Linked DNA regions of Mus musculus: regions 1 and 2 are each linked to region 3. A link is a loop called in an ENCODE intact Hi-C map of the cell type or tissue named here. Cell type or tissue: left cerebral cortex. All regions are shown on one strand. Each heading gives the region's core, and the rest is flanking DNA. Links, peaks and the distances in the headings are about the cores only.

Region 1 (10,365 bases), core at 978-8,977, 240 kb after region 3:
TTCTTTTTTTTTCGAGACAGAGTTTCTCTGTGTAGCCCTGGCTGTCCTACTACTCACTCTGTAGACTAGGCTGGCCTTGAACTCAGAAATCCGCCTACCTCTGCTCCCAAGTGCTGTGATTAAAGGCATGCACCAACACTGCCTGGCTATAAATACATTTTTAAAAGAAAAAAAAAGCAATGTGGAAAGGGGTTCCCACCACATACCAATTTACTAGTACTTCAGGTTTAAGATTTCTTAGCTTCTAGAATTTAGGCAGATATTTCTTCTGTCATAAGCCACTCCTGTTGTGTTTTATTATAGGAGCGCACTCGACGGCCAGTCTTGATTCACTAAAACACATTATCATGTCCCCTTCTTTGTCCTATATCAGCTAACACCCACATGTTGCACATTTTAATGTGTGAACATATCAGCGTGTTTCTCCCCTGTCAGTACGTAATGACTGAGGAAACACATGGCCAGGTTTGTAGAGAGTGTGCAGTGGGAAGTGCTCTTCCTGCACAAGCCTGGCCTCCTGAGTTTGATCCCTCGTTGCTTTTTCTTTTTCTTTTTCTTTTTCTTTTTCTTTTTCTTTTTCTTTTTCTTTTTCTTTTTCTTTTTCTTTCAGGTTCATTGAAAATATGGCATAGCAGATTAAACAACTCCACGTGGCGTTTTGAAATTCATGCCAACCGTAGGCTGAGTGACCTGAAGGTTAGAGAGACTGCACAAGTCCGGAAGCGTCAGCATCTCCTGGTGTCGGGATCCACCTCAATGATCTCCTTATCTAGGGCTGAGACCTCAGGAACGTAATTATCTCTCCTCTCTTCTTCCTGCAGCTTGATAGAGATGCCTCTCAGAGGACCTCTCTGAAGCCGCTTCATCAGATGCGTGACATAGCCGCTATCTTGTTCCGAAGCTTCTTGCTGGGGATAATGGCGATCTCCTCGCACAGGCAAGGAGAAGTCATTACCCAGGTGCATCTCAATGATGACCTGGGCCGCCTTCTTCACGGTCTTGGTGTGAACTCGGCTCATGTTGGTGGGTCTCGGTAAAAGAGACGCTTTTTCTTTTAAAGCATCTTTTATTTGTGTGTGTGCTCACACGTGCACATGTCTGCTTGAGGGTACATGCATACAGGTACCTGTGGAGAACAGAAGAAGGTGTCAAACCCTCTGGAAATGGAGTCATGGGTGTTGTGAGCCACCTGACATGGGTGCTGGGAACTGAGTTTGGGTCCTCTGCAAGAGCAGCAAGTGCTCTTAACCATTGACCCACATCTCTAGCCTCCCGGGTGTGCTTAGTCAATCACCTGATCAATCAATGAACTCTTTAGTGGTGCTCGGGGTGGAACCTGGGGTCTCACGCATGCCAGGCATGTGCTCATCCTCAGACGCCAGAGGCTTCTTTGAGAAAACAGTGATCTCTGTGTGATCCATACATCCTAAGTTAGCCATAACTCCGTATACCATCCGCTGATGCATAATTAGTTTGAGTCAGGATCTAATAAAATCCTGTGCATTGTAATGGACTTGTGTGTCCTTTCATCTTCGTTTCATGTATCTGTTCGTTTCTCCCCTGTTAGACAGTTTTTGTACACTATGCCCTCCAACTTTAATTATTAGTGCACTTTAGGTCTCAGGCTTATGAATTTAAATGTGTCATAATAATGGCTGTTTTGAGGTATTTAGGTGATCCAGGCATTTTTATAAGTACTCTACATATTACTTCATCTTGCCTATTTCTTCTTCCAAGCTGAGGATTTGAACCCATGGCTTCTTGATTACTACACGCACACACCTTACCATTGAGCTACATGCTCACCTTCTCCTGTCTTACTCAGTCCTGAGCACAAACCCACTGGGCTGATTGTCATCAGACTCATGTAACAGACGGAAAGCCAAGGGTTAAAGAGGGGACATGGTTTTCCTGGTTAATAAGAAACCGAGTAGAGCCTGGAGACCACGTCATCCCTGCTCCAAAGTCCATGTCCTTAACCCGCAGCCCCAACATCTGAGTAAACGCAGCCTGAGAAATGGATATGGTGCTATGCTATTTTCGCTATTTCATGCATATTCAGGAAGTGGGTTTTTTTTTTTATTTTTATGTTAACAAAGGAAACTGGATGTTCTCCTAAAACAGCCACCTAGCCAAGCTGAACCAACAGAGATGTATTGATCACCGGGTCAATGGAACTAGGTGGGTGCTGGGGGGAAAGTCAGCAGGTAAGTCAGGTGAGGACTGCCTCCCTTCCACTCCCCACCCAGAGACTGAAGACAGACAGACAGACAGAGGCGTTCATTCAGAAAGAAGTAGGAGGGCTTCAGGGATTCAGCGGAGGAGACTGAAAGCCTGAGAGACGATGCCTCTGAGAAGGTTACAGGCAAGCAGCAGGCTCTCCCACTTAGACAAGTGGAGGGGGATATAAGCAAACAAAGTTGGGGTGATGGGGGGAAGGAGGCTTCTGGTCCTCTCAGTGTTTGTGTGGAAAGGTCACTCTCACTGCAGCCCAATGACGTGCTGTGCAGGCCAATGGGAGTCCAGGCTGTCTTTCCTGTGAAGACCCAGCACTTTGCTCATTCATGGAACCTGCCAGTCTCTTTGGCAATGTGTTTTATTGAAACCCTATGCTTTTCTTTGAATTTGGTAGTAGCTATGGCCCCCTTGACTCTTGTTACTGTCTGTGGTCCTAACACGCGGATACAATACATCTCTCAGCTCTGTGCTGATCAGGCGTTTGCCAGTTCTGTCTTGGCAGGAGAGTCTAGGTTCCTGGGATGACCGGTCGGAGCCTCTCTGATTACAGCGATGATAGTTGCTCTGGGTGGGCAGGGAGTGTACAGCAGGATGCCGTAGCCCGTGCTTAGCCGCAGCCCCATCGGAGAGTCCTCTCAGTCTGCTATGGTAGAGATCAGATTTTCTTTTCCAGACCTTGGGAGAAAGCGCTTTCACCTCCTCACCACAGACACTCTCGACTGTGGACTCAGGACACTAAGCCAGAAAGGTGACGATTTCCTTCTTGAACCCGGCCTGCATCAGCAGCTCAGACCCAGGGCTCCGGGTCCTTTGCTCTATGTCCAGTGCTCTTTTTGCTCCCTCACACACTTAGCGATGGCAGTGTTCTTAGTATACTCAAAGAGCTTTGTAATGAATTAGAGCAGCCATTCCCAACCTTCCTAGTGCTGCGGTCCTTTAATACAGTTTCTTAAGTTGTGGCGAACCATCCCCCCCACCCCCAACCATAACATTATTCTTGCTGCTGCTGTTATGAATCGTAATGAAACATTTGATCTGCAGTACATCTGATATGTGATTCCCGAGAAAGGGCCATCATATTCCAAGGGATCGGGACCCACAGCGTGAGAAGCCCTGAACTAGAGATCCGCCTAAACTGAGAAACAACCTAGCACCTATCCCAGCCCATCAATGTTGTATATGGCAACAGATTCAAAAGCCCAGACTAAAACATACTCACCATCCATGTTACCAGCTCTCACCATGGGGCAGCAATGTGGATTTAGTAAGCATAGCCCACGGGCACTCATTTTGAAGACACTAGGAGAACTTCAAAGCCAGGTTTGTTCTTCTGCCTCTGGTGACATTTTTAAAATTTCAGCACTGTTTTTTTTTTTAATTGATTCTTTGTGAATTTCATATCATGCACCTCAGTCCTGCACATCTCCTGTCCCCTCCCTCCCTCCAACCTCCACCCTTCCCCAACAAAGAAAAATAAGTCCCCACTATGGAAGCTGTAGTGTGCCATCGTGTGTCCTTTTGTCCACACTTCTTTGCTTGCAAGTGCTCATTGCATTGACTTTGTTGGTCTGGTACGAGTCAGGCCTCTGGCTTCTGCTATGCTAACGATGCTAGAACCTTACTGAGACTCCTCTAGGGTAGACTGTTGTCACCCCGTGTGTCATGGAGACCCTGTAGTTTTGGATCTGCAGGACTGGCTTCTTCACGTACTCCAGCAGTTCATTGATGGGATAGACGTGGGGTGGGCTAACTCAAAGCCCTGGATCTGGGCCTGAGAGGTGTCTGAGCTGCTCAGCCCACCAGCTCTCCAGTTCTTGTGGCCTTTGGATTGGCTCGCCAGCAACCCCCTCTCCCAGGGCTAGCTCTCCTGGCTGACCAGGTGAGGTACAAGGCTGGCTTTCCCCTACTGATGACAGGGGGCGGGGCGGGGGCGGAACATCTCTCCCTTGCCCATGTCACTGCACAGCAGATGAGTGTCAGGGCCAGCTCTCTCATGCTCTGACCCTCAGGGCCAGCTTGCCTGAGCCCCGGCCACCAGGCTCAACGCTACTGTTTCTCATTAGTGCATAGTAGGTGGTAGTTTTGAGTGTGATCCTCCAGGTGCCTCTGGGTCTCCTCCCAGAAGCACAGTAACATGGCCATTCTGAAGATCTGAAGTATGAGTGGCTATGCAATTTGCTTAAGACACCTGGAGGGGTATAGCTCTGTCAGTAGAGTGCTTAGCTAACATATCTGAAGCCCTGGGTTTGACCTTCAATACCACACAAACCAGCACGGTGGGACATGCTGTAATCCCAGCACATGGGAGGTGAATTCAAAGCTCAAGACCATCCCTCTACTACATAGCAAGCTCTGGGCTAGCCTTGGGTAAATGAGATTCCCATCTCAAAAAGAAAAGAACGTGTGTAAGGGCAGTCAGGGAAGTGGGAGAAGACTCAGTAGATAAAAGGGGAGTATCTGAGTCGTTCTCCAGTACTCACGTAAAAGAGACAGATAAATATAAAACAAACAAACAAACAAACAAACAAACCTTAGTTCGATGACCTTCTATGCCTTTCAAGGTCGGTCCTTATATTTGCTTTAGGAACCTGACAAGACTGACTAGCCATCTCTAGCATTCAGATAGGTGGAACTTCATTGTGCTGAAGTTATGTTTGAGCACCCTCTGCTGGACAAATCAGGTAAGTACAGGATTTTTTTTTTTTTTTTTGGTCTTGTGCCTTTTAAATTCATGCTCCGAAGAAGAGAAGATTTTTATCTCGAATCTACACTAAAAGAAGTCTCCTCTTTAAACAGATGCTCTATGACTACCAACAATGTACCAGTGGTATTCGTCTCTTGCAGATCTGGAAGAAAATGAAATTTAGGTACATACAGTCACGAACAGATACCTAGATGACACATTTAAAACCCTCAAACACAGTGGAGATGAGACCAGCATAATATTAAGCTCTTCTCCCTCACAAACACCTGTGCTACCCACACTCACAGGCAAAAAAAATATACACAACTGCCAGACTGCAATGCCTCCCAATTTATTGGCCAAATCTAGATTCTGCTAGCCCTGTATATTCACTCAGAAAGCCAGGCTTCAGACACACCATGAGTGATGAGAAATCCATTTCATCAGCAGAGGCATCTTGCCTATCTTCAGGAAGCCTACAGACTTCCAGGGAAGCAGGGGGGAAATCAAGACGTGTCTGACTATGAGCTGGGGTAAGGGAAGCCTCCGTGTGAAGATGTGACCTAGTTAGGACAGCTGCCGGAAAGCAGGACTGGCAAGCTTGGTGGTTTGTACACCGGGCCTTGGGAGACTTGGGACACAAACACGAGGTCTTCTGAGGATGTTTGTGAGTTGCTGGGTTACACAAAAAGATTCTAGCTCAACAAGCAAAGAAGCGAAGGGGAGGGAAGGGGAGGAAAGGGAGGAGAAGAAAGGAAGTGGGAAGAGAAAATGGGGCCAAGAAAAGCCCCAAACATCCCATAAGCACCCAGAACAGTGTCCCCACCGCGAACCAACCGGGAACCAAAGTGTTCACACCAGATGAGCTCGTGGAAGGGCTTTTTGCCAATTGTTCATGGGTCCCCAGTGATGATGGAATATTGCGACTTACGTTTCAACCGTTTAAAAATTTACTGTTATTATTTATGCATTTCAGTGTTTTGTCTGTTACACGCTCTGTAACTCCAGTTGCAGAAAATGTAAAACTTTTCTGCCCCCTCCCCCTCCGGCAACCGGGCACAGACATTTACGGGAGGCTGTGGCTACTTTAGGAGGTAGAGCCTAAATGGAGAAACTGGGTTGTTGGGACAATAGACATTGAGGTTTACAGCCCAACCCCACTGCCTGCCCCTCTCTCCCTTTTCCACCAAGATGTGAGCGAGCAGTCTCCTTCCTGCTGCTGCAGCTGCAAGCTGCTCCTGCCGCCCATGCCTTCTCTACTGCCATGCCTTCCCTACCACAAGGGCCAGAACTCTCACACTGAAAGCCAGAATAAATCCTTCCTCTCTTCGGTTGGTTGTTGTCAGGTAATTGGTCCCAACCATGGTAAAGCTTAGTGGAAAAGAAAAAAAAGGTAAAAATCTATTGTAGACTGAGTGCCCTGAATCAGAAAACACACAGTCCAGCTGCTCTGAAATCTAAGCATCATCGTGACACTACAAAGAGAAAACTCCATATCTGACCACACATGAGAATCTACTGATGAATACAACCATGGGTTTACTAAAAAAAGGTGTATAAAATGATCTTCAAGCTGCTCGTATAAGATAGGTATGAAGTGTAAATTGAATTTTGGGTCTGACCCCCTAACATATTTTCCTGCGTGAATACAAATTCCCTCAAGTCCAAATAACCCCACACTTGGGCGTTTCAGATAGGGGATACCCAATCTGTAAGCCGTTTACTGCCATAGAGAAGCTATGATGCAAGCAGAGCCTACTAACAACTTGGCCAAAACACTTCTAATAACAGAACTTCACATGGGTTTCCATGAGGTCAGAATGGAAGTAGGAGGATACATTGTTTGACGTCATGGTATCTGTCCAATTAAGGTCTGTGTGAGCCTTCCATCACCATAACAAAACACAGAACAGAATCAGCTTTTTAAGGGGGCTTATTTTGGATTATGGTTGCATAGGAAGATATATAGATAGGATCTCCATGCCAATATTTTTAATGGGTGCTGTCTCTATTGCTCTGGGCAGGAGAAGGCAGCAGCTGGCATCAATGGTGTGGTGAGGAGAGAATCAAGTTTCCTTCTCCAGTTCAAACAGACGAAAGTGAAGCGACATAGGCTCAAGGACAGGGTCACTGGGCTAGCGCCACACCATGGAGCCAAACCCCGAGCCTTCTAAATTGTGAGCTGGGCATGGTGGTTCACCCCAGGAATCGCAGCACTGAGGGATGAAGGCGAGAGAGTCACTGTGGGTGTGACATCAGTCTGGCCTGAAGTCTGAGACTGTTTTTTTAAAAAGAAAACATTTTTTTATGTCATATATTTAATTATATAAAGATTCTGTTGTTTTGTTGTTGTTGTTGTTAAAATTCAGCCAGGAAATTTCCATCTGTCTGGTGTTAATTGGTTGTTTTTCAGCACTAATTGGGAAATGATATATTTTTATTGTTTTATAAATAGAGTAAAACCCCTCAGAAACTGCTGGGGAAATTTAAACAAGGAAAGCAATTCTATGTCCTTGCTTGACACCAGTTTGTCCCAGAGGTGACACAACTGTGTAGTTTTTGAAAACACTGGGCATTTATATATATATGAGACAAAACCCCACTGTATAGCCCTGGCTAACTCGAAACTCACTATGTAAATCAGGCTGGGCTTTGACACACAGAGCTCTGCCTTTGCCTACTCAGTGTTGGGATTTAACACCCACACCACCATAGCCAGCCTTCTCTCCAAGGGGCAAATTTCTTTCTGAAGCAACTTCCTCATTTATTAACAGTATTGCTTCCAGACCCCGTGTGTGTGTGTGTGTGTGTGTGTGTGTGTGTGTGTGTGTGTACAGATATGTGTTTGCAAGTATTTAGACACAAGTTGATGCAGACTACACCAGTTTCATGAAATTGTTCCCATGTCAGTGGCTAGTCTGAGCCTTTTGTACTTGTAAACAGCTGGCTGTAAACTGGGGATTCCCATACTCTCCTCTTCAGCCCCATAATTATCATGGTGATTTGCAACCTGTAGGTAATGACCCGTTTGGCTCATATATCAGATATTCTGCATGTCAGATATTTATATTTTGATTCATAACAATAGTAAAATTATAGTTATGAAGTAGTAATGTAAATAGTTACACTGTGGGGGTCACCACAACACGAGGAACTGTGTTAAATGGCTTCAGCAATAGGAAGGTTGAGAGCCACTGATTTATTAGGTCATTTCATGGATCGTGGGGATGCTTTCTACTTTCATCTATTGTTTATTACAAAAGATGTAGACAGACAGATAGATAGACAGACTCACAGATAAATAGAAAAATAGATGACAGAAAGATAGAAAGTTAGGTAAAAAGATAAAAAGATAGGTAGATGCTAGAAAGATAGATAGACTCAAAGACAAATAGAAAGATAGATAATAGAGAAAGGTGGAAAGAAAAATAGATAGATGATGGAAAGATAGGTAGATAGACTGACAGAATGATAGAAAGAAAGACAGATCAATAGACAGATAGATGATGGAAAGATAAATAGAAAGAGAAAGCTCGATAGAAAGTATAAAGATCAATAGATGATGGAAAGAAAAAAGAAAGAAAGGAAGGAAGGAAGGAAGGAAGGAAGGAAGGAAGGAAGGAAGGAAGGAGGGAGGGAGGGAAGAAAGAAAGAGAAAGCAAGCAAGCTAGATATCACAAAACACCTGACAGGACCAATGTAAGGGAGGAGGGTTTATTTCAGCTCCCTGTTTCAGAGGTTTCAGAGCTGTTCAGCTCACAGCAGCCTGGAAGCAGAGCAAAGACAGGAAGAGGCAGAGCAAGGGTTCTTCTAAGACACTCTCCAAGGGACCTACATCCTCCAATCAGAACCCACCTGACAGTTTCCCACATGTTCATAGTTTGAATCTGTGACAGCATCAAGCATTTGTAAGGCCAGAGGCCTCATGGTCTTTCTGGACAAGGTTACAAAGGGGCACCTAAATGAAGGGTCACATAGAACACAGTCCACAGAAACACCAAGCAGACACGCTCCTGACACAGGGTTGGGTGTGCCACACTCTTGCTATACAGATGTCTTCAGCAACCAGTATCTTAGGGATGTTTACAGAGGTTTTATAATATAGGTGTGATGGATAATTATATAGACAGTATAATTAAAATAAAGTTTATTTGTAATTTTTTTTTAAAAATCAAAAAAGTTCTTAGTACCTTAAATTTGATCTGGAACTAGGAATATTGCAGACATTACTCGTTCAGTTGAGGCAAGGACTTAGGAAGGTTGCTTGCTGAATCTTGTATGTCTGGTGTTATATGGAGAGGAGAAATATATTGTCTTAGTTAGGGCTTCCCTCGATGTGAAGAGACACCATGGCCAAGGCAACTCTTACAAAAGAGAACATTTAATTGAGGCTGGCTGGTTTACAGGTTCAGAGGGTCAGTCCATCATCAGCATGTCTGAAAGTGTGGCAGCACCCAGGCAGGCATGGCGCCAAAGGAGCTGAGAGGTCTACATCTTGTTCTGAAGGCAAACAGCAGAAGACTGGCTTCCAGGCAGCTAGGAAAGGGTCTTAAAGCCCACCCTCACAGTGACACACTTCCTGCAAAAAGGCCACACCTACTCTAATATGACCACGCCTCTCAATAGTGCCTCTCCCAGGGGCAAGCATTCCCAGCACTCGGGAGGCAAAGGCAGGTGGATTTCTGAGTTTGAGGCCAGCCTGGTCTACAGAGTGCTCCAGGACAGCCAGGGCTATACAGAGAAACCCTGTCTCGAAAAACAACAAAACAAACAAACAAACTATAAGCATATTCAAACCAACACATTTACGTACTGTATACATACCAGTTTAAAAAAAAATATCTGAAGCTGTACCCAGTGATATATGCCTACAATCCCGGCAGTCAGTGTAAGCAAGACTGCAGTGAAACCACCAAACTAGACCCACCACTCCTTGGGTAGAAAGAAAGGTTTACTGGGGATGAAGCTGCCAAAACCATCTCTCAGGTGGGGGGTGGGGGTGGGGTAGAGAGAAGCAAGCAGATGTGAGTCACTGGGGTGGGGGTCTTTGAGCCCACGTAGGCTATTTGGCTAAGCTTGGGAATTAGATGTCCTGTCTGAGGTGGTTGATTATGGGAAGTCCTGGGGAACAGAAACTCACCTTATGAGATTCTTGAGGAATGCTGAATTTAGGCATCTGGTTACTGGACCAGAGTTCTGTTTAGGACATTGTCACCGGCACTGCCATTTTGGGGGACCCACCATGGATACAATACTCAAGAGCTGAGCAGTAGGATCTTGAGTTCAAAGCTAGCTTTTAAGTGTGCTACATAAGACCCTGTCTTTAAATACACACACACACACACACACACACAGAGCCCAAATTTGAGTGTGTGCAGGAAATCATGTTGGAAGTTATTTATAGAAGTAATTTGAGGTCTAGGACAACTGCTTCTTGGTTTATG
Region 2 (10,365 bases), core at 1,408-9,407, 160 kb before region 3:
AACCAAATCATGGCTCAAAGTGATCTCTCTGAGCTTGCACCTACAATGTTAATGACACAGAAGCATCCAGTGCAGAACAACCCCGACTGAGACAGATGGACAATCTTTTTGAACTCACACTTGATCACATCACAGATTCCCTCAGTATGGGTGATGAGTTGCGGTCCAATTCCCAACAATGTTCCAGTGGCAGCTGTGAGTGGAAGCCCAAGGATCTAGCAGTTGCTCAGTCCCACAGGGCAAGCAGGCAAAAGAGGGAGAGAGTGCAATGTGCTCTTTATATACAGGAAGCACCATACACACCTGAAACAGAACGAAATTCTAACCCAAGCAACACCATAGTCTAGATTTTCACAGAACAACACCTTAAGCCCCAGCCCCACTTCAGCTCCAATCTAAAAGCTGAAATAATGAGCGGTAGTTTAAGCCAGTAGACAGTGCCATGCTAGGCAGGCGAGTTCCTGGAGAAGGGACTGTGCCACCAGGGAAAGGAGGAAGGCTGGCTTTGTTTTGGTTTGTTTTTCTGTTTGTTTGCTTTTAGGATTTGGGGTTTTGGGTTTTTTTTTTTAATCATTATAAAAGGCAATCATAAGTGCTCCAGATGGGACACCTGTGCAGACATGCTGTTGGGATGGTCTTAGTCTGCGTTCCTGTGAAGAGAAACCATGACCATGGCCACTTTGTTTGTTTGTTTTTCCAGACAGGGTTTCTCTGTGTAGCCCTGGCTGTCCTGGAACTCACTCTGTAGACCAGACTGGCCTCGAACTCAGAAATGCACCTGCCTCTGCCTCCCAAGTGCTGGGATTAACAGCATGTGCCACCACTGCCCAGCGACAGTGGCCACTCTTATAAAGGAAAACATTTTATTGGAGCTGGCTTGAGTTTTAGAGTTTTAATCCATTATTGTCATAGTGGGAAGCAGGCAGACATGGTGCTGGAGGAGCTAAGAGCTCTACATCAGGATCCACAGGCATCAGAGAGACAGGCAGACAGACAGACAGACAGACAGACAGACTCTGGGCATGGCTTGGGTTTCTGACGCCTCAGTGCCCACTCCCAGTGACACACTACCTTCAACAAGGCCACACCTCCTTTCAAACAGCCCCACTCCCCAAGCATTCAGCCATGGGAGCCTGTGGAGGCCATTCTTTTCCAAGCCACTACAGGAAAGCAGTTCATTGTGTTGTTGAGGAATAAGTTTCTCAGTGTGGTTTGCCTCGACCCTGGGCTGGCTATTCATGCAAAGGCAGACGCGGTCACTCTAGGAGTCAAACTCCTAAGGGTCTTAGCTTGTTACTTCAAGAGTTGCATATTCTAGGGTGGTGTCGTGATACACTCCGGGCTAGTTGAAGTTAACTCTGTCTGTTCCTTGAGGCAGCAGAGATCTTGCTTGGGGTCTAGTTTTTCCTGGAGGCAAAAGCATCCTTCTCTCAGGGTTAGTATTCCTCCGCAGGATCATCCTCCCAAGACAGTAAAACAAAATAAAAGGAAAAAAAAAAAACACTGTTTTTTTGTTTTTGTGTTTTTAAGCAGGATTTAATTTGTCAAGCCATGGTCCCAGTGTATAAGGAATTTGGCTCCAGAGGAAAATATTGAATGGGTTGAGGATGCTTTTGCCTCAGTGGACCAGAGGTCAGACGACAGAAACACAGAGCATGGACTAAGGCAGGGGCCACGGTCTCTATCACCCACCAACCTGTGCTCACTCTCAGAGGACCAACAGGCAGACACTGCTTCCATTTTCTCTTTACTAAGTTGAATCTAATCTCCCCAAATACGGAAAACAAACAAGCAAACGACATATACGGATACTATTTCTTTTCATTTTCATGAGCATTGTTTGAGGAATTTCCCATTCTGTATCATTATTGAGGAAAGATACTTTCTTTTTTTTTTTAAGATTTATTTATTTATTATATGTAAGTACACTGTAGCTGTCCTCAGATACTCCAGAAGAGGGCATCAGATTGCATTACAGATGGTTGTGAGCCATCATGTGGTTGCTGGGATTTGAACTCGGGACCTTCGGAAGAGTGGTCGGCACTCTTAACCACTGAGCCATCTCGCCAGCCCCGGAAAGATACTTTCTTAAGACAGTGATGTTAAGTATACAAATATTTTTGGTGATGAGAAAGTTCTAGAAATATGATATATAACATACATGTTATTATACCAGGATAGTTACAATGGTATCTAATGTTATATGTTCTTACTTTTTTTTTGACAAGAACTTCCAGTGCCCCTTGATAGTCTGAAACTTACTTTGCAAACCAAGCTGGCCTTGAACTCAAAGAAATATGCCTACTTCTCCCTCTGCCCCCCACAAGTACTGGGACTAAATCCATTTGCCACCACACCTCACTTATTCTTACAACTTTTTAAAGCAAGTTTTGGGGTTCAGGTCATGAATCAGTTAGTAGCATCCTTGCCCAGAATGCACAGAGCTTCAGTCTTCAACAGCATATAAACCGGCCATGGCAGCACTCGCTTGTCATTCAAGCCCTCAGGAAGTCGAGACAGGAGGGTGAGGAGTTCTAGGTTAACCTCAACCATGTAGCGAAGTTAAAGCCAGCCTGAGATACAGGATGACTTCCAGTCTCAAACAGAAACCAAAAACCCTTTGACGTTGGTGATTCAGAGAGGAAGGTCTCGGGTTCTGGACCTCGGAGATTAGAAAAGGACTTAGGGCGGATTTTTCCTTTGACAGGACGTGATTAAAAACTGGCCTTGCATTCCAGCTAACTTGACAGAAGTGCAAGGACACGCTAACTACGAAATAACAGACAGATGGAGGGCCTGACAGACAGAACCTAAGATTCTGAGTCTTGTGCTTGGAAATAAGGTGGACTAACTCTGGAGTCTATAAAAAGAAATCTGTTTACCTGAGATAATGAAGGGACGTAGAGGGCCCACATAAATGTGACTTATTATGTAACCAGCTGCCCTCTAAAGGGTGTCTGAATCCACCTACTCACCCAGGCTCCAGAATCAGTCTTTGAACCTATTTACCAAATCCTGATAAGATCAGCCCACATTGAGTGTTATCAACTCTGTGTTTCAAAGTACAAATATGTTACAGGTCTCTGAAAAGCACACATGTTACCTTTTGGCTAAGGCTGATGTCTGGGAATAGAGAGTGCAGAGAAAAGCAGATCTTGTGACTCTCGGACAGCCACATGGCTGTTGAATCTGTTCCTTAGTTTAGTGACTCTCACTCACTGTTGAATGTGTTGCTGGTTGCATGCTAGTCAGAGCTAGGCACGCCTGTAGGATTTCACCTTCTGTGCGACAAATAAAAGAGAAGGAATTTGTTCCAGTGGCTGCTCTCAGAAGTTCCTCTATGCGCCCAGACAGTATTGTCTTTCCCTATAAAATATTGTGACAGAGAAGACACCCCCAAGTCTGTTCTTATTTCTGTCCGTGGGATGGACTTTTGGATAACATTCGGCTTCTCTGAACAATGGGAGAGTGAACATTTCAACATTGGTGTTCAAATAGCATGAAAACAAGGTCATTTTTATTCGAGCGTGTCTAGGACACTGAGGTGTGGGTGTATGTTATATTTGTTTGTTTGTTTGTTTGTTTGTTTTCTCCCTTCTTCCTTTCTGCAGTGTGGGAGCTGGAATCCAGAGCCTTGACTTGCTAGGCAAGAACACAGCCCCTGAGCTATGTGCCTAGCCAAGGCTTTTGCTGCATCTCCACAGGAAATAGCCTGACTGATGGTCCCTGACCCCGAGGGAACCATCTGTCCATCATTTTCTCTCCTGGATGCTCAGCCCTCCCTGCCAGTACTTGGCAAAGACTCCCCACTGGCAGCCAAACTTGGGATCTGGCTTGCTTTTCTTTCTCCTGTGTTTTCTTTTTCTTTCTTTCTTTCTTTCTTTTTGTTTGTTTGTTAGTTTGTTTATCAAGACAGTGTTTCTCTATATAGGCTTGGTTATTCTAGAACTTGCTCCAGGCTGGCCTTGAACTCATGGAGATCTACCAGCCTATGCCAGTTTCTTCTTTTTCTCCTCTTCTACTTCTTTCCTTTCCTTCTTCTTCTTCTCCTCGTCCTCCTTCTATTTATTTATTCATTCATTTATTTATTTATTCATTCATTCATTCATTCATTCATTCATTTGTTTATTTAATGTATATGAGTACATTATAACTATCTTCAGACACACCAGAAGAGGGCATCAGATCCCACTACAGATGGTTGTGAGCCACCATGACCTCTGGAAGAGCAGTCAGTGCTCTTAACTGTTGAGCCATCTCTCCAGCCCTCTTTCTTCTTCTCCTCTTCTTCCTCCTCCTTTTCCTCCTCCTTCTTTTTCTTCTTCTGGTACGTGTTGCCCTTCTTAGATAATAACTTAGTTAACCACCACTTGCCTTATGAAAGCGCTCAGGCAGCATTTTGGATAGCTTTGCTGGAGGGCAGAGCTGACTACACCAGTCAGGTGGGGGATTGGACACCCCAAAAGGTCACATGGAGACACTTCTTTTAAGTCTTCCAAAGCTTGCTCTCTTCCCACTGCTCACAGTGATTGGGAATAAAATGCTAAGACAATATGTGTTAGGGTCCAGGAGTCTTCCTACAAACCAAACAAACACCCATCACAGTCAGGGATGGGTTATTGAACACACAACCTAAGACTGACCCATCAGAATTCGGGGGCTGGCTGGGCAGTAGTGGAGCACGCCTTTAATCCCAGCACTTGGGAGGCAGAGGCAAGCAGATCTCTGAGTTCGAGGCCAGCCTGATCTACAGAGTGAGTGCCAGGACAGCCAGGGCTATAAAGAGAAACCCTGTCTCAAAAACGCACACACACATACACACACACACACACACACACACACACACACACACACACAAACAAAAAACAAAACAAAAAACAAAAAAAAAAAGAGGAAAGAAGGATTGGGGCTCAGCCATAGAATGTTTGTGTAGCACATGAAAGCCTTGGGCTCTAAATCTGTATTGCAAAGGAACACACTGAGCTATTCTGTATATGGCCACTAGAGGGCAGCACGACATCATGACAAGTTCTGGGTCACATGGGGGTTGGGGGGCGGTCCACCAGGATATTTGAGTTCTATTATTTTTCCAACCAATTAAAAGTATTAAATCATTCTAAGGTTTAAAAGCTGTGTAAAAATATTCATCAATCCAGGCTGGGCCCCCAGCCTTAATTGTTGCCCCTAGTTGTCTTAGTTAGGGTTTCTATTGCTGGGATTGCTGTGAGGTAGTCGGCAGAAAAACTTGCTCAGACCCAGTTCAGCCAATAAAAAGTCTTAGCGGCCTGTGACTACACTGAGTGTTTGGGATCCCAGTGTGGCAGTGAGCTCTCTCGGGGTGAGCTTTTAAGCACAAATACCATATTCTGGGTTCCCATATTTCAATTAACAAGAATAATTAGCCAGAAGTGGAAGTGCAGAAGCTAAAAGACAAAGTTGGTACATTTTGAGATGAGTGGCCATATCCCAGAAGTATATGGACATTGATAGATTAGGCCAATGGTTTTGTTTGGCAGGTAAGGCTGTGTATGCGCTGCGTTTACAGCCTAAATGATACTTCCATCATGGAGTCAGTTGTGCTAAGTCCTGGGCCCTGTTACATGATGACCAAAAAGAACTTGGGTTGGGAAGCGTTTATTTCAGCTTACACCTCTCAGGTCACAGTCTGTCACTGAGGGAAGTTAGAATAGGAACTCAAAGCAGGAACCTAAAGGCTAACTTCCCTCAGTGTTCCTCCCGGCTTCCTCATTCTACTCTGACCACCTATCTACCCAGAGTAGGTGCTCACCCACAGTGAGCTAGGCACCCCTACAGTAGTCATTAACCAAGAAGATGTACCACAGGCCAATCTTGGAGGGGCATTTCCCCCAACTGTAGTTTTCTCTCAAATGAGTCTAGATATGTCAAGACGACAAGCAAAAAGAACTAACCAGGACATCTGATATAGAGTAAGAGAGAGGCTCAGCCTAACTCACCCCTTTGTGTCTCCCATAAGCAAGATGCTAAAAACACAGTGATCAACAGACAGATTCAGTGTTCCGGGAGCTTATTAAAGCAAACACAGAGTTATAGCGAAGACGGGATCCCATTAGGTGGAAGGGCTTCCAGCCTAGACTTGGGGACGCAGGAAAGAGTCATCAGGGATCCCGTGTCACTCCAGGATCTACAAAGTAAGAAGGACCTCTTTAAGACAGAGGAGGGAGTATTTCAGCTTGGAGGCCTGTGGAATCAGATAAGTCGAATTTCCTTGCTGGGAGAGGTGGTATGTCTTCATAGTCCCCTCTACCATGGTGGATAAATGAGAAGGTCCAGGAGTTTTAAGCCAGCCTGACCAGTACAATGAGATACCATCCCAAAAAGCAAGGAAAGTCTAGTATGGCATATTTCTATATTCTAAGCACTGGGGAAACTGAGGCATGAGAGTCAGGAATTCAAGGCCAGCTTTAGGAATGTATTGAGTTTAAGGCCAGCATCTGCTATATGACAAAACTGTCTCAAACAAACAAACAAAAAGAAAGGAACGAAATAGACAGTGGTAGTAACAGACACCATTAATCCCAGCATTGGGAAAAAGAGGCAGCTGGATCTTTGAGTTGGAGGCAAACCTGATCTACTGAGTTCTAGGATAGCTGGGGCTACACAGAAAAACTCTCTCTTGGGGGGAGGGAGGGAGGAGGAGATAAGGAAAAAGAGATGACAGGCAGAAGGAAGGAGAGAGGGAAGGAACATTCAGGTTTAATACTCCACGGTATCATTCGCCCATTGTTAGACAACAGACCAGTTGGTTTGCTTTTGAGTTTCAACTTCCCAGTCTACAAAATGGGTATGCAGTCAACACCTCGATGGCTGTCAGTGAGACAACAGAAACAAACTTGCTACAGAATATTGGTCACCGTGGAATAAGGCATGATAGGTCAAACCAAGTAGATTATTATATCTCCAAGAAAGGGAAAGAACAGAGTGGACTACTCTAAGTCTCAAAATTTAATAAGGAAAAAAATTTTAATATGGAATTTTATATGATGACAGATGTAAGGTTATAATTGTTATAGCAAACTGTATATTCATTTGAATTTTATTTAAGGTATATATGCATATACAACTCATTTAAAAATGTAATGTAAAGTCCTACTCTCTTGAAAGCTACCATCATAAACTGTTAAGGGTAATTAAAGTTAGTTAGTTAGTTAGTTAGTTAGTTAGTTAGTAATCAGTCAACTTATATTAGATATCTACCCAGCTGAGACCTAAGCTTTGAAACATTGAATGGTCTCTGTGTCTTTATTTTTGGCTGGCGAGTCACGAAGGTCACTTTGGTGTTTGCTTTCTAAGTGGGAAGCGTGCTCACAGATTATATTAGTCTCACCCCACCTAAGCTGTCTACCCTGAGTTGGCAGCTGAGTCTGATTCTCATGGTCTTCACGCAGCACTGACTTCGAGGGAAGTGTCCCCCTGTTCTCTGTCAGTGAGATCATTGTCTCGGGCATCTCTCCAATGTCCTTACTCCCTTCCCTGTGAGATAAGAACCACAGACGTGAGGCTGGTACACCTTCCCCTTAGAGCATTTCTTCCTTCACTTCCTCTCCGTGACAAAACTGAGAAGTTAGGGCAGGTCTGGCCCCACCCTGCATCTGTCTGTGGACTGTAAGACTGTGCATTGGTGGTGAGATGAAATGGGACAAAGGACAAATCCAGACAGGGGAAAAAAAAATCATAGAAAGAAAAATGAAGCAGAAGATGCTTAGGTTTGTCACTGGGCTGATTGCTGTGTCCACGATTCTTTTATTCTTTTTTTTTAAAGACTTAGTTATTTTATGTATATGAGTACACTGTAGCTGTGCAAATGGTTGTGAGCCATCATGTGGTTGCTGGGAATTGAATTCGGAACCTCTGCTCGCTCTGGCCCAAAGATTTATTATTCTATGTAAGTACACTGTCGCTGTCTTCAGAAACGACAGAAGAGGGCGCCGGATCTCCTTACAGATGGTTGTGAGCTGCTGGGATTTGAACTCAGGACCTTCATAAGAGCAGTCAGTGCTCTTAACCACTGAGCCATCTTCCCAGCCTGATTCTTTTATTCTTGTCTCTCAACAAATTAGTGCCACAAAAATCCGGGAGAATGAGAGGAAGCGTCCACAATGCTCAGTCCTTGCAGAAGTCTGATGTGGTTGTAACAGAGGAAGGAAATGTCTTTGGTGGAAATATACCCAGGGCCCCACTGGAGAGTAGAATTTGCTGAGAATATTTACATCAAAATCACTACATAATGACGCCTCTGCAAAAGAGGCTGCGTTCCCCTTGGCTTATGTGATAGTTGTTCACAAAGGCTTCGGGACATTTGAAAAGCTCTTCAGGCCCATTTACACTCCCCAAAATGTCTACTGTGTCCACGTGGATAAGAAGGCCATGTCTGCTTTCACAGATTTGGTGAAAGAGCTTCTAGGTTGCTTCTCAAACGCCTTTCTAGCCTCGAGAAGGGAGTCTGTGGTCTACTTGGGCTTCTCCCTGCTCCAGGCTGACCTAAACTGCATGAAAGATCTGAGGACCTCCCAGGTCCCCTGGAAGAATGTCCTCAACACCTGTGGGCAGGACTCCCCCCTGAGAACCAACAAGGAGGTAGTTCAGTACCTGAAAGGGCTTACGGGGAAAGGATCTCACTCCAGGGTGTGGCTCCCTCCGCATCACCAGAGGGACTAAATATAAATACTGGGAACAAAGGTACTGGCTGTTGTCCTTCATGCTGTGGATGTATAAATGAAATCCCCTCCTCCCCATAAACGCACCATTTATTTATTGTGACTCTACCTATGTGGCTCTGACAAGGGAATTTATTAAGTCTGTCCTTGAGGAAAAGGTGGCCATTGACTTACTTAAGTGGTCAGAAGATACCTAGTCTCTTGACGAACAATTCTGGGTGACACTAAATGGGATTCCAGGTATGTGGAACCTACCTTCAATTCTGTATAAAATAATAAGTGTGTGCTTGTGTATATATACATGTGTGTGCATGTGTATGTGTCTGTATGTGTGTTACTCCTTTAAAATATCCCCGATACATACATATATATATATATATATATATGTATATATATATATATATATATATGCATTTATAGCTTGCACTAGTTATACATGGCCAGAAAAGTTTTCAATATTTTTTTCATAAAATTATCTATTCTTGTAGAAAATCTGGGAAGTGCAGAAAATAAGTAAGAAAGCCCAAAATATGCATGGTCTTCTATATCCATTCATCTGTCTGTCTACCTATCTATCTACATACCTATCTATGTATCTATCTACATACCTATCTATGTATCTATCTACATGCCTACCTATCTATTTATTTTGTGGTGGAGACTGAATCTAGGCCCTTGAGCTCTTCTGGCTCAGCCACATCCCTAGCCTTCCTTCTGTCTCTGCACTGCTGAGTGGAGTTTGGTGACGGTGATGATGTAATCTTGTATCCAAGCCGCTATCACTCAGCCAACTGCCACAAGACTTTGCCCAAGCTCCTGCCAGCCTTTGCTTTCGTAGCCTGGGCGGAGCACACTTTACTCTCCAGTCTCTTTTGCTTTGGTTTGCTTTGCTTGGTAGTATTTCATGTTAGCACACAGGGGAATGGGCTTCATTATGACACTTGCATTCTCATACATCATTCTGCCTAATATTTCTTTATCCCCCATTGCCTCCCTCTCTCCTTTCTCTCTCTAGTCCCTTCCCTCCCTATGAACAGTCTTTCTTGTTCTTCACCCACCCCCACACAGAAAGCTTGTTAGAGTTGCCTTTTTCCCCTCATTGCCTTCTTCTGCTTCCCCATCCCTCTAGACACCCTCCCCTCCTCAAGAGCCCCTTTCTATCTGTTTGTTGTAGTCAACACCAAATCACACCAGATATAAGGAACATCTTTTTTGCATACACTAATTTCACCACACTTGTGTGTGTGTGTGTGTGTGTGTGTGTGTGTGTGTGTGTTGAGGCAGAATTTGATCTGTGTATCCCTGGATGTAATGGAACTTGATTGGTAGGCCAGGCTGGCCTACTCAGGGTCTCTGCCTCCTGAGGTCTGGGATTAAAGGGACCAACCAAGACCGGGCTGTTGTGGATAGCCCTGGGGTTAATTATATTTGATGTTAATTCCATTCTCAAGTGAGTGGCTGCAAACAAGGAATGAATCCGCACTCTGGTGATTTCCTATAAACCTGCTTCTGACCTTAATTTGTAAAATAAAGGAGAGCTGTGGATTGGGCAGATAAAAGGAAAGGTAGAGCAGGAGGTAGGGAGAGAAGAAGAAGAAAATGGAAGAGGGAGAGAATGCAGAGGAGGAGGAAGATGAAGAAAAGCAGAGCAGAAGCACATGGCCTAGAG
Region 3 (10,365 bases), core at 1,591-9,590:
AGGTGAATTTCTGAGTTCAAGGCCAGCCTGGTCTACAGAGTGAGTTCCAGGACAGCCAGGGCTACCCAGAGAAACCCTGTCTCAAAAGAAAAACAACAACAACAACAAAAAAAAACCCAAAAAGAAGAAGACGAGGAAGAGGAAGAGGAGGAAGAGGAGGAGGAAGAGGAGGAGGAGGAAGAGGAAGAGGAAGAGGAAGAGGAAGAGGAAGAGGAAGAGGAAGAGGAAGAGGAAGAAGAAGAAGAAGAAGAAGAAGAAGAAGAAGAAGAAGAAGAAGAAGAAGAAGAACTTATTCCCTTATCACTTTAGAACCTTTTAAACCAAGAAAACCAGAGCCAGGGCTATAAATAAACGATTTGAGGCTGAAATCAGGAATGTGCAGCCTGAACATCATGAAGGTTGTCAGGAGGCTGAGGAAGGGAGTGGCCAGCGGGACAAAAGGCTTTGAGCAGGGATCCTGGAGAAAATGGGGTATTTTGAGGTCTTGGAGTTTAAGATGACAAGGGTGGCCTTTAATCCCAGCAGTTGTGAGGGAGAGGCAGGCAGATTTCTGAGTTCCAGGACAGCCTGGTCTACAGAGTGAGTTCCAGGACCGCCAGGGCTACACAGAGAAACCTTGTGTCAAAAAAAAAAAAAAAAAAAAGACAAGGGTGGGCTCAAAAATATTGCTTCGCTCTTTTCCCAAATGCAAAACTAACCAAGATCAGCTGGCTCGATCGAGTACACAAAGCAAGCTCTTTGTGTGTGTTAGCGACCAGAGAAGACGTCCACAATCTGCTTGCTTTAACCCAGAAATGCAAAGGGTCTGAACATCTCTGGGAATACAGCTATCTCTACTCAACCCCCACAGTGCTAGAGCCTAATGGAGTTGCCACCTTCCATGTGGAAGAAGGAAGGTGAATGACTGGTACTATTACACTTATCTGAGTTTTCTGAATTGGGCTAACTTCCTCCGTTTTATCTTACCACTGCTATTGAAAGAGGAACAGCTGTTGTTCAAAAAGGAATGCAGTCATCTCTCTCTCTCTCTCTCTCTCTCTCTCTCTCTCTCTCTCTCTCTCTCTCTCTCTCTCTCGGCAAATCAAACAAAGCCAGGTCCTCAATAAATATTTGCTGGACGCATAAATGAATGAAGGTCTGGCTCAAGTGCAAAGAGCTTTGCAATCAATCATTTTAAAGCACAACAAAAAACCCTGCCGGTGTGTTACTGATCTCCCAACAGTTGGTTTGCTCCTTGAATACTTCAATTCTCACACTGGGATTAAGTGGCCATTTACAGCCTGTTTTGAGGAAACAGGAGGTCTTAGGAGAAGTATGTCCTGTTTGGATCTAGTGGAACGGGTATATTATTTCTCAGTGGTTTGCTTCAGACAATGAGTCCTGCAACCTGAGCTAGTTAAGACCGTGCTGATCTGGCAGGGAGTGAAATGAAAAGCTGCAGCTTTGTTCTCCGTGAATGAGAAAGTTCAAGGTCAAGAGTGTGTAAGACACAGGATCTGCAATTGGCTGCCCCTTAGTTGTGTGGCTTTGAGACATCACGTTCCTGGGTGTGTTTCAGCATTTATAACCTAAGACCAAATTAGGGTATTGTGCTTAGGACTTTATTCTATTTTAGTCTTAACTCTATCATGCATTTTCCTTTTTCTTTCTTTCCTTTTTTTCTTTCTTTCTCTTTATTTTGAGACAGGTTTCTCTGTGTAGCCCTGGCCTTCTGGAACTTGCTCTCTAGACGAGGCTGGCTTCAAACTCGGAGATTCACCTGCCTCCCAAGTGCTGGGATTAGAGGTGTGGACCATCACTACCTTGCAGGATTTTTCATTTTTTGACGGCACGTTAGTACATAAAAATATATTTAAAGGTGTAAAATCCAATTTTACTTCATTGAAGCAGTAATCCCATTAAAAAGATCAATTAAATTTTTATCAGTGTTCTCCAAAAATTTAGATCCACAAAATTCCATAAAATTTTAAGGAATTAAATCCCTTGACATTTACCAATGCACCCACACCTACCCTCTTATTTAACTTTTGGCTCACATATTCTTTTTTTTTGTTTTGTTTTTTTTTGTTTTTTTTGTTTTTTCGAGACAGGGTTTCTCTGTGTAGCCTGGGCTGTCCTGGAACTCACTTTGTAGACCAGGCTGGCCTCGAACTCAGAAATCCACCTGCCTCTGCCTCCCGAGTGCTGGGATTAAAGGCGTGCGCCACCACGCCCGGCGGCTCACATATTCTTAAATCTTCTGAGCTCTGTGGTTGGATGAATTTCTAAGGCAGTTTTTGTTTCCTTTTGTTAAAAGCACTGTGACACCTCCACTTAATGACTTATCTCCTAGAGCCAACCATGTTCTTTGATGATTCCTGGTTGGAGCAGAAGACTTTGTCAAATCACAAAACTCTCCTCTAAAACGTAAGCAGGCCCATGTGTGATATTCTGGCACTAACAGATTCCAGTCTAGGATTAAATTTGCAGGAGCTTTGCATCTTGACTAGGTGCCCACACGAAGCCCATCATATCAAGCCAGTATAGACTTTCTTCACAGGAACCTAGCCTCAGTTGCTTGTTAGATGCCTTATAGCCAATTAAACGACAACCAACAGGTTACTTAAAGAACTATAGAACTATGCTGTAGCTAATTACATCACTCCTCTTTTTTTTTCTTTTTTCTTCCTTTTTTAAACAAAGACCACTTGATCACATATCCTGGAATTCCCAGAACCTGATTTGACTTTGGAAGCTGCTCAACTTGCAAATTATGGCATTATGTTGTTGTTGCACTGTGTGTGTGTGTGTGTGTGTGTGTGTGTGTGTGTGTGTGTGTGTGTGTGTTGGGGGAGGAGGAGTATTAAGACAGAATCTCATTCCAAAGCTGGCCCTGACTTCCTTGTTCTCTTGCCTCTACATCCCAAGTGCTGAGATTACAGGTGTTTTTGTTTGTTTGTTTTGTTTGTTTTGTTGAAGGGTCGAAGGCTGAGACAGGATCTCCAGGAGCCTGGGCTTTTCTGGAACTGTGTCCCACCCACCTCTGCCTCCTTTGTACTGGGTACCCTGCTTTATTTCACTGACCGCAATAATCACTTATTGCTTGTTAAAATTTTAAAATGGAGAACTTGCCAAACAAAACAACCACACAGCGAAATTATCCAGATCCAAAGTCTATGCATTCCAGTGAACTTTTATAGTTAGAATAGCTGCTTTGGCCGGGTGGTGGTGGCTCACGCCTTTAATCCCAGCACTTGGAAGGCAGAGGCAGGCAGATTTCTGAGTTCGAGGCCAGCCTGGTCTACAAAGTGAGTTCCAGGACAGCCAGGGCTACACAGAGAAACCCTGTCTCAAAAAAAAAAAAAAAAAGCTGTTTTGAAGTTATGGAACTTCACACTGGATTTTACACTTTCAAATACAATTTTATGCATTTACATGTCTCCAAACCCAGAAAATTCATGATAGTTAAAATTAGAAAGACAATTCTCTTTATTTCTTGTTGTGATTTAGATGTTCATTATTAGTATTTAGTTTTTCCTCATTACCTAATGTTTTTTTCCTTTCTACACGGTACAGTACACCCGTATGTACATTTGTATAAATAGATACATATACACATATATGCTATGATACACATGAGAACATGAGTTTTCCCCTAAGATTGTGTCTTTGTTTAATATTATATATTCTAAGCCCATCTCTTTTCTTGCAATATTTTATTTCATTTTTTTCATAGAGCCAAATAGTGTTCCATTCTATATATGTGCCATATTTTTACTATCTATTGTTTGTTAATAAACAACGTGGCTTCCTTGTAATAGAAAATAAAGTACCAAATAAACATGTGGGTTCAAATGTTTCTGTGGTAGGGTATGGGGGGCCCCTGGTGTATTCCCAGGATCGAAATTGTGGGTCCATATGGTAATTATATTTTAATTTTTTGAAGACTCTCCACATCGATTTCCATAATGGTTGTATTGATTTGCACCAAACAGCCCGTGGGTGAAGTGCTCCTCTCCTCATCCTCTCAACCTTTGTCATCAGATTCTTGATGACACGTATCCGACCGGGAGGACGCAGTATCTCTAACTTCAGTTGCTTTTCTCTAATGTTGAACACTTTTAAAAAGTTAGTGGTCATTTTTTTTTCTCTTGAAAACTGTCCAGTTAATTTGCTGCTCTGTTGTTTGGCAGTTCTATTTCCTTGGTACTTAATTTCAGAGGTTTGTAACTTCTGGGTATTGGCCTCCTGTCTGGAGTGTGACTTCTGGGTATTGGCCTCCTGTCTGGAGTGTGACTTCTGGGTATTGGCCTCCTGTCTGTCTGGAGTGTGACTTCTGGGTATTGGCCTCCTGTCTGTCTGGAGTGTGACTGGTAGATTTCTCTCCCATTCTGTGTGCTGTTCGCTCTGAGAGCTTCCTTTGTTGTGCAGAAACTTTTGATTTCATGTGTCCTGTTAATAGTTCCTGGGATACTGGTGTTCTATTCAGAAAGTTCTGGACTACACTAAAAGTACTTGAAAAGTATTCTGGCTGGGCAGTGGTGGCGCACGCCTTTAATCCCAGCACTTGGGAGGCAAAGGCAGGCAGATTTCTGAGTTCAAGGGCAGCCTGGTCTACAAAGTGAGTTCCAGGACAGCTAGGGCTACACAGAGAAACCCTGTCTCGAAAAAAACATTAAAAAAAAAAAAGTATTGTTTTTTTCCAGATGTATCATCACTTTTTGTTGTGAATTCTTTGATCTGTTTTGAATTGCTTTTTGTACAATGTGAAAAGTATGAATGAATCTAGTTTCACCCTTTTTTTTCTTTTTCTTTTTAAGATTTATTTATTATATGTAAGTACACTGTAGCTGTCTTCAGACACACCAGAAGAGGGTGTCAGATCTTGTTACAGATGGTTGTGAGCCACCATGTGGTTGCTGGGATTTGAACTCCGGACCTTTGGAAGAGCAGTCGGGTGCTCTTACCCACTGAGCCATCTCACCAGCCCATCTAGTTTCATTCTTATGCAAGCAGATCTCCAGTTTGCTAGTACCGATTAATGAATGTTATCTTTTTCCCCCAAAGCATATTTGTTGGTTCCCTTGAAAAATCAAGTGGGCGTTTCCTCACCATTTCATTTCCAGGTCCTCCATTCCTTTAGTCTGACTGTTTTTACACCAGTACCAGGCTGTCGTTATCACTAATAAAGTATAATTTGAGGTCAGGTGTTATAATTCTCCTTGCTGTGTTCTTATTTCTCAGGATTGCTTTGGCTATTTGTGATAGCCCCTCATTTCTGGTTCCAAATGAATTTGGAATTCATTTGGCATTTTTCTAAATTCTTTCTAAATTCTAAATTCTAAATTTCTAAATTTCTAAATTTCTAAATTCTAAATTTTCTAAATTCTTGAACTATGATATCAAAATTCATATTATAATAGAAGATTATAATATGTAGATTAATTGCAGTAGGACAGCCATTTTCACAATACTAATTCTACCAAGCCACCAGGAGCATGGGAGATCTTTAGGTAACTTTCTCCAAGAAAGATAAGGGAAATTAACAAAATGGAGATGAAGAACTTTTAGCAATCACACTTCCTCTGTTGTAATTTTAAAAATACCTGCACTTGCCAGGCATGGTGGTGCACGCCTTTAATCCCAGCACTTGGGAGGCAGAGGCAGGTGGATTTCTTGAGTTCAAGGCCAGCCTGGTCTACAAAGTGAGTTCCAGGACAGCCAGGGCTATACAGAGAAACACTGTCTCAAAAACAAAACCATAAAACAAAAAACACAAAACAAAACAAATACCCGCACTTATATTTCTCCAACAGCAGCTGGTATTTCCCTGGTGGTAATAAGGGGGCGAGGCGCTTCCAGGAACAATAGGGTAAATAAACCACAGGGTTCTGAAGCAGTTTTACTCATCCCCCACCCCCATTTTTTTTGATATGATTACTATTGCATTAAAATGAGTATGACCCAATGTAAACTGTAACACACCATGTATGGACAAGATGAGACTTTTCACTTTGTTCCAAGCTAAGGAGACATGTTCCAACTTTAGTGGTTCTCTGGTGAAAATGATTAACATGCTCAGGACAACTTAGCAATACCTGGAGATAAATTAAGTAACACAAGGGTTGCAAGTGGAATAGCCCAAACTGGAAGAGCCTTTACACAATTGAAAAATCATCAAAACACCCAAAGTCAAATTAATTACTTCCCCCTATACTCAAGCAAAAGAGGCTGTGTCGACAATTTGCAGCCTTAGAGAACAAGTGTTTGGAAACAATGTCTAAGCACTTAAGAACTCCATTAATTCACAGGCCTGTGTGAAGATCTGACATAAGCACCAACCCACCCGCTTTGACATATGCACTCATCCCTGACCCCGCCTAAAGAGAAAGGAAAAAAGGATATTATTGCTTTCATTAACCTCTGCACCTCCCCCCCTTAAAGATTTATTTATTTATCTTTATGCATAGGAGTACACCACCATTGCTTCCTTCAGACACACCAGAAGAGGGCACTAGACCCCATCACAGATGTTTGTGAGCCACCATGTGGTTGCTGGGAAATGAACTCAGGACCTCTGGAAGAGCAGACAGTGCTCTCAACCGCCTAGCTATCTCTCCAGCCCTGCACTTTGTCCCTTAACTCGGGTAGAGATGTAGCCACTGTCCTCCTCCCTCAAGACAAATCTTTTTTCCTGTACCATAGGTCAGCACATGGCCAGTCTGATTAGATACAAGAAGCCAGTAGGCAAGAAAAGCTGAGGAGATGGACGGCTTGCCTGCAGGCGGGACACGGACTGGCAGGCCCGGGCTCGCAATCCAGCGAGGGGACACTGCCAACTCCGGGTCCCGCGAGCCCTGACCGTCCCCGGGCCGACCCTAATCTGCTCTCTCTCGGCACGAAAACAAAACCCTTTGCTTGTGATCCGAGCCATGGGGAAGCTGCAGGAGGAAAACGGGTGCAAGGAGGCGCCAGGCTGGGCGACGAAGTGAGACTGGCTGCAAATAAGAAAATCATAGTTAATCCCAGCACCCGGGAGGCAGAGGCAGGCGGAGCTCTGAGTTCGAGGCCAGCCTGGTCTACAGAGTGAGTTCCAGGACTGTCAGGGCTACACAGTGAAAGCCTGTCTTCAAAACAAAACAAAACAAAACAAGAAAAGAAAATCATAAATGGAGGAAATGCATTCCGGATCCCCAAATCACAGCAACCCTCCAGGAACTACAAGGGTTGTCTAGACAACCGCTGGCCACCGGAGCCGGAAGTGGGCCCGCCCCTTCCTTAGGCGCGCCGGAAGTTGGGGCTTCCGGGGAGAAGTTCCCTCCCATTTCCCAAGGCCGGCGGAGCCCACGGCTTCCCAGGACTTGCCTGCTTGACACAACTTTTCTTTCTCTCTGCTCTGAGAGCCTCCTCCCGCGGCTTCCTTCCTTAAGCTCGTCGCAGAAGGGTCACGTGACGTCCCACGTAACGGAGGACGGAGCGCGTCCTCCGTTATTGCCATTTGCAGGCGCCTAAAAGGTGCCCCCGGGCGGTGACGTATAACTCGCGCGCCGGCTGAGGAAGGGAAGGGCCAGCCTCCGCAGCCATCGGGTCTCCACGCCGGCGTCTCTTGCCCGGCACGAGTGCTGCGGAATGGAGCTGGTCGCCGGCAGCTACGAGCAGGTCCTGTTTGGGTTCACGGTACAGCGCGGGCCCGCGAAGAGTGGCCATCAGGAGGTGAGGCAGCGCGAGCCCCGGGGCTGCGGGGGACAGGCGGGCTGGTCCTTCCGGGGCAGGACCGTGGAGGTTGTTATTTATCGCTGGTTCTCTATGGGTCTTGGATGGCGGACTTTGTTGGAAAACGGACAGGTTTATGCAGCTAATCCCAGCTCTCGAGAGGTTGAGGCAGGAGGAGAGTGAGCTCAGAGCTTGTGTGGAAAGATCCTGCTCTTTACAGAGTAGAGGCTTCTCAGAATTGAAATAATATTTACTTGCTATAGTAGATAAAATGTCTACAGTAGGTAACGAGGAATGTTCATCTCTGTCGGGAGTGGATGAATGGCTGCCAGAAGTGGTTGGGGCCAACGTAGGGAGGTGACGGAGAGAGGAGGGCTAATGCTTGCAGAAATGAAGTTTGATGGGAGGAATGACTGATTGCTTTTTTTTTCCTTGAAAGGTAACTATAGTTGACAGCATTAATTGTGTATTTTAAACTAGCTACTACAGCGTATTTTGAACCAGCTCAAAAGGGGTTGCCTTTTTCATATCTGATCTATGTATGCATTCAAATATCCCATTGTGCTCCATAAATATATACAGTTATTATCTGATAATTTAAAAGGTTAAGAAAAACCTTAAAGCATTCCTAAGGCATGAAAAAATAAGGTGTGCATTTAAGCTGACAATGATTGTAGTTCTTAAAGTTCTAATGTAAAAATAACTTCACCTTTCACTGAGTTTCTGTCCTGATTAACAAACTACTATAGGACTGGAGACATGACTCAGCGGTTAAGAGCGCTGGCTGGACTGGAGACATGGCTTAGCGGTTAAGAGCACTGGCTGTTCTTCCAGAGGGTCCTGGTTCAGTTCCCAGCACCTACACGGCAGCTCACAACTGTTTGTTAACTCCTGTTCGAAGGGATCTAATATCCTCCTACAGGCATACATACAGTCAAAACACCAATCTACATAAAATAAAAATACATTATACACAAAAGAACTACTACAGCTGGCCTGGGATGAAGAAAGTGATGCAGATTCACTGTTTATCGTCCACCTACTGTGGGTAGGGCGAAAGGTGCCAGAGGTGTGAGCCCTGCTGTTGTGGCCTTCTTGGTTGAAGGGATGGTGAACAAGCGAAGAGAGAAACACATGGAGGTTAAGTGTAGCACAGTATGAAATTTATTTTTGTCTGGTATGGCAAGAAGATACAGGTAATTGCCAACATAGTAGTCAGACAGTAAAGGGGATTAGAAGTGTCATCTATCAGGGCAGTGGCCCCACCCGTAATCCCAGCACTCAGGAGGCAGAGGTAGGCGGATCTCTGAGTTCCAGGACAGCCTGGTTTACACAGAGAAATTCTGTCTTGAAAAACAAAAAAGAATGATTATTTCTTGAACAGTTCTACTTATCACTTACTGATCTGTTTTGTCGAAAATTCCTTAGTGCCTGTTGTGGTTGGGTTTCTCCCTCCCTCCCTCTTTCTTTCTTTCTCTCTCTCTCTCTCTCTCTCTCTCTTTCTTTCTTTCTTGGTTTCTCCCTCCCTCCCTCCCTCCCTCCCTCCCTCCCTCCCTCCCTCCCTCCTTCCCTCCCTCCCTCCTTCCCTCCTTCCTTCCCTTCCATATACATAAGTACACTGTAGATGTTTACAGACACACCAGAAGAGACCAGAAGAGGGCATTGGATCCCTTTACAGATGGTTGCGAGCCACCATGTGGTTGCTGGGAATTGAATTTAGGACCTCTGGAAGAGCAATTAGTCCTCGTAGCCTCTGAGCCATCTCTTCAGTGCATGGTTGGGGTTTCTTTAGTATACTCATTCCAGATATACAGCAGCCCTGAGACTGATACAACCATTCTCATTTTATAGATGAACATTTGGGAGGTTCATAGGGCAAGAGACACTCCAGGCGTCATGGTTTGTGAGTCCGACATGTCAAGATGGTCCCCAGGCTTATGCTGTTAACAGTTCCAGGTGCTGCTTCTAAACCCAGCCAGTAGCCAGCATAACCAGTATCACATACATTACATAAATATGTAATCTGAACAGTGCTTTGACATAAGCTGTAACGTGTTTGAATCAGGTGGCTCATATCTGTAATCAGGAGGCTGAGGCAGGAGGATTCAGTTTAAAATTTAGGCCAGCTGTGCTGCATATGTATTTAATCCCAGCACTTGGGAGGACAGTCATAGCTACAAAGTGAGACCCTGTCTCACAGGGCGAGGCGGGGGGATGGGGGTGAAGGGGGGAGAGAGAAGAGAGAAGGTGAGAAGAGGCGAGGGCTAGAGCGAAAGAAACTTAAAAGTATGACCATAACTACCATTGTGTCTTGACTGAAAGGAGGCCTGTTGCTCCTGACTAATGAATGGACTATCTGCTCTTATAGTTCTTTTTTTTCTTTTTAAGATTTATTTATCTATTATATGTAAGTGCACTGTAGCTGTAGTCACACACACTAGAAGAGGGTGTCAGAGCTCGTTGCGGATGGTTGTGAGCCACCATGTGGTTGCTGGGATTTGAACTCAGGACCTTTGGAAGAGCAGCCAGTGCTCTTAACTGATGAGCCATCTCTCCAGCCCTCCTATAGTTCTTTAAGGTGTGATATGTAGTGATTAACTTTAAAGTAGAGAACTTTGCTGGTTGGTTTTGGTTTTGAGTTTGTTTGGTTAATAAATTTTCTCTTGTAACTCC

The links. Hi-C counts contacts between places; a loop is a spot of excess contacts. Peaks named below come from ENCODE experiments on the same cell type or tissue, not always from the same donor. Only the 100,000 strongest peaks of a DNase experiment are listed, where the experiment ranks them.
Region 1: it touches region 3 in a loop (3-fold over the local background); 19 of 42 quality-filtered maps call a loop at or near these places.
Region 2: a loop joins it to region 3, with 2.8 times the contacts of the local background. A loop is called at or near these places in 8 of 42 quality-filtered maps.

What each region holds. Positions count from the first base shown.
Region 1 is chr13:41,234,059-41,244,423 of GRCm38, forward strand. Gm32063 (a long non-coding RNA gene) reads left to right here and starts at 1,988. Exons shown (of 6, transcript XR_003950654.1): 1 at 1,988-2,986; 2 at 3,473-4,117; 3 at 4,800-4,919; 4 at 5,035-5,105; 5 at 6,113-6,267; 6 at 6,946-8,025. It also overlaps the pseudogene Rps17-ps1. In left cerebral cortex, for the core only: a CTCF peak has its summit at 4,904 (motif pointing left); DNase peaks (open chromatin) are centred at 4,907 and 5,292.
Region 2 is chr13:40,838,614-40,848,978 of GRCm38, forward strand. It overlaps the pseudogene Gm7201 and the pseudogene Gm35160. Among named protein-coding and RNA genes, the nearest start is that of Mir5124a, 22 kb to the right of the region's middle. In left cerebral cortex, for the core only: CTCF peaks have their summits at 4,998 (motif pointing right) and 7,951 (motif pointing right); DNase peaks (open chromatin) are centred at 5,009 and 7,959.
Region 3 is chr13:40,993,722-41,004,086 of GRCm38, forward strand. It overlaps Pak1ip1 (PAK1 interacting protein 1), which reads left to right and starts at 7,289. Exons shown (of 10, transcript NM_026550.3): 1 at 7,289-7,692. The coding sequence starts at 7,609. It overlaps A730081D07Rik (RIKEN cDNA A730081D07 gene), which reads right to left and starts at 7,425. Exons shown (of 5, transcript NR_155347.1): 1 at 7,345-7,425. In left cerebral cortex, for the core only: a CTCF peak has its summit at 6,495 (motif pointing right); DNase peaks (open chromatin) are centred at 6,540 and 7,397; H3K4me3 peaks cover 2,304 bases; H3K27ac peaks cover 1,871 bases.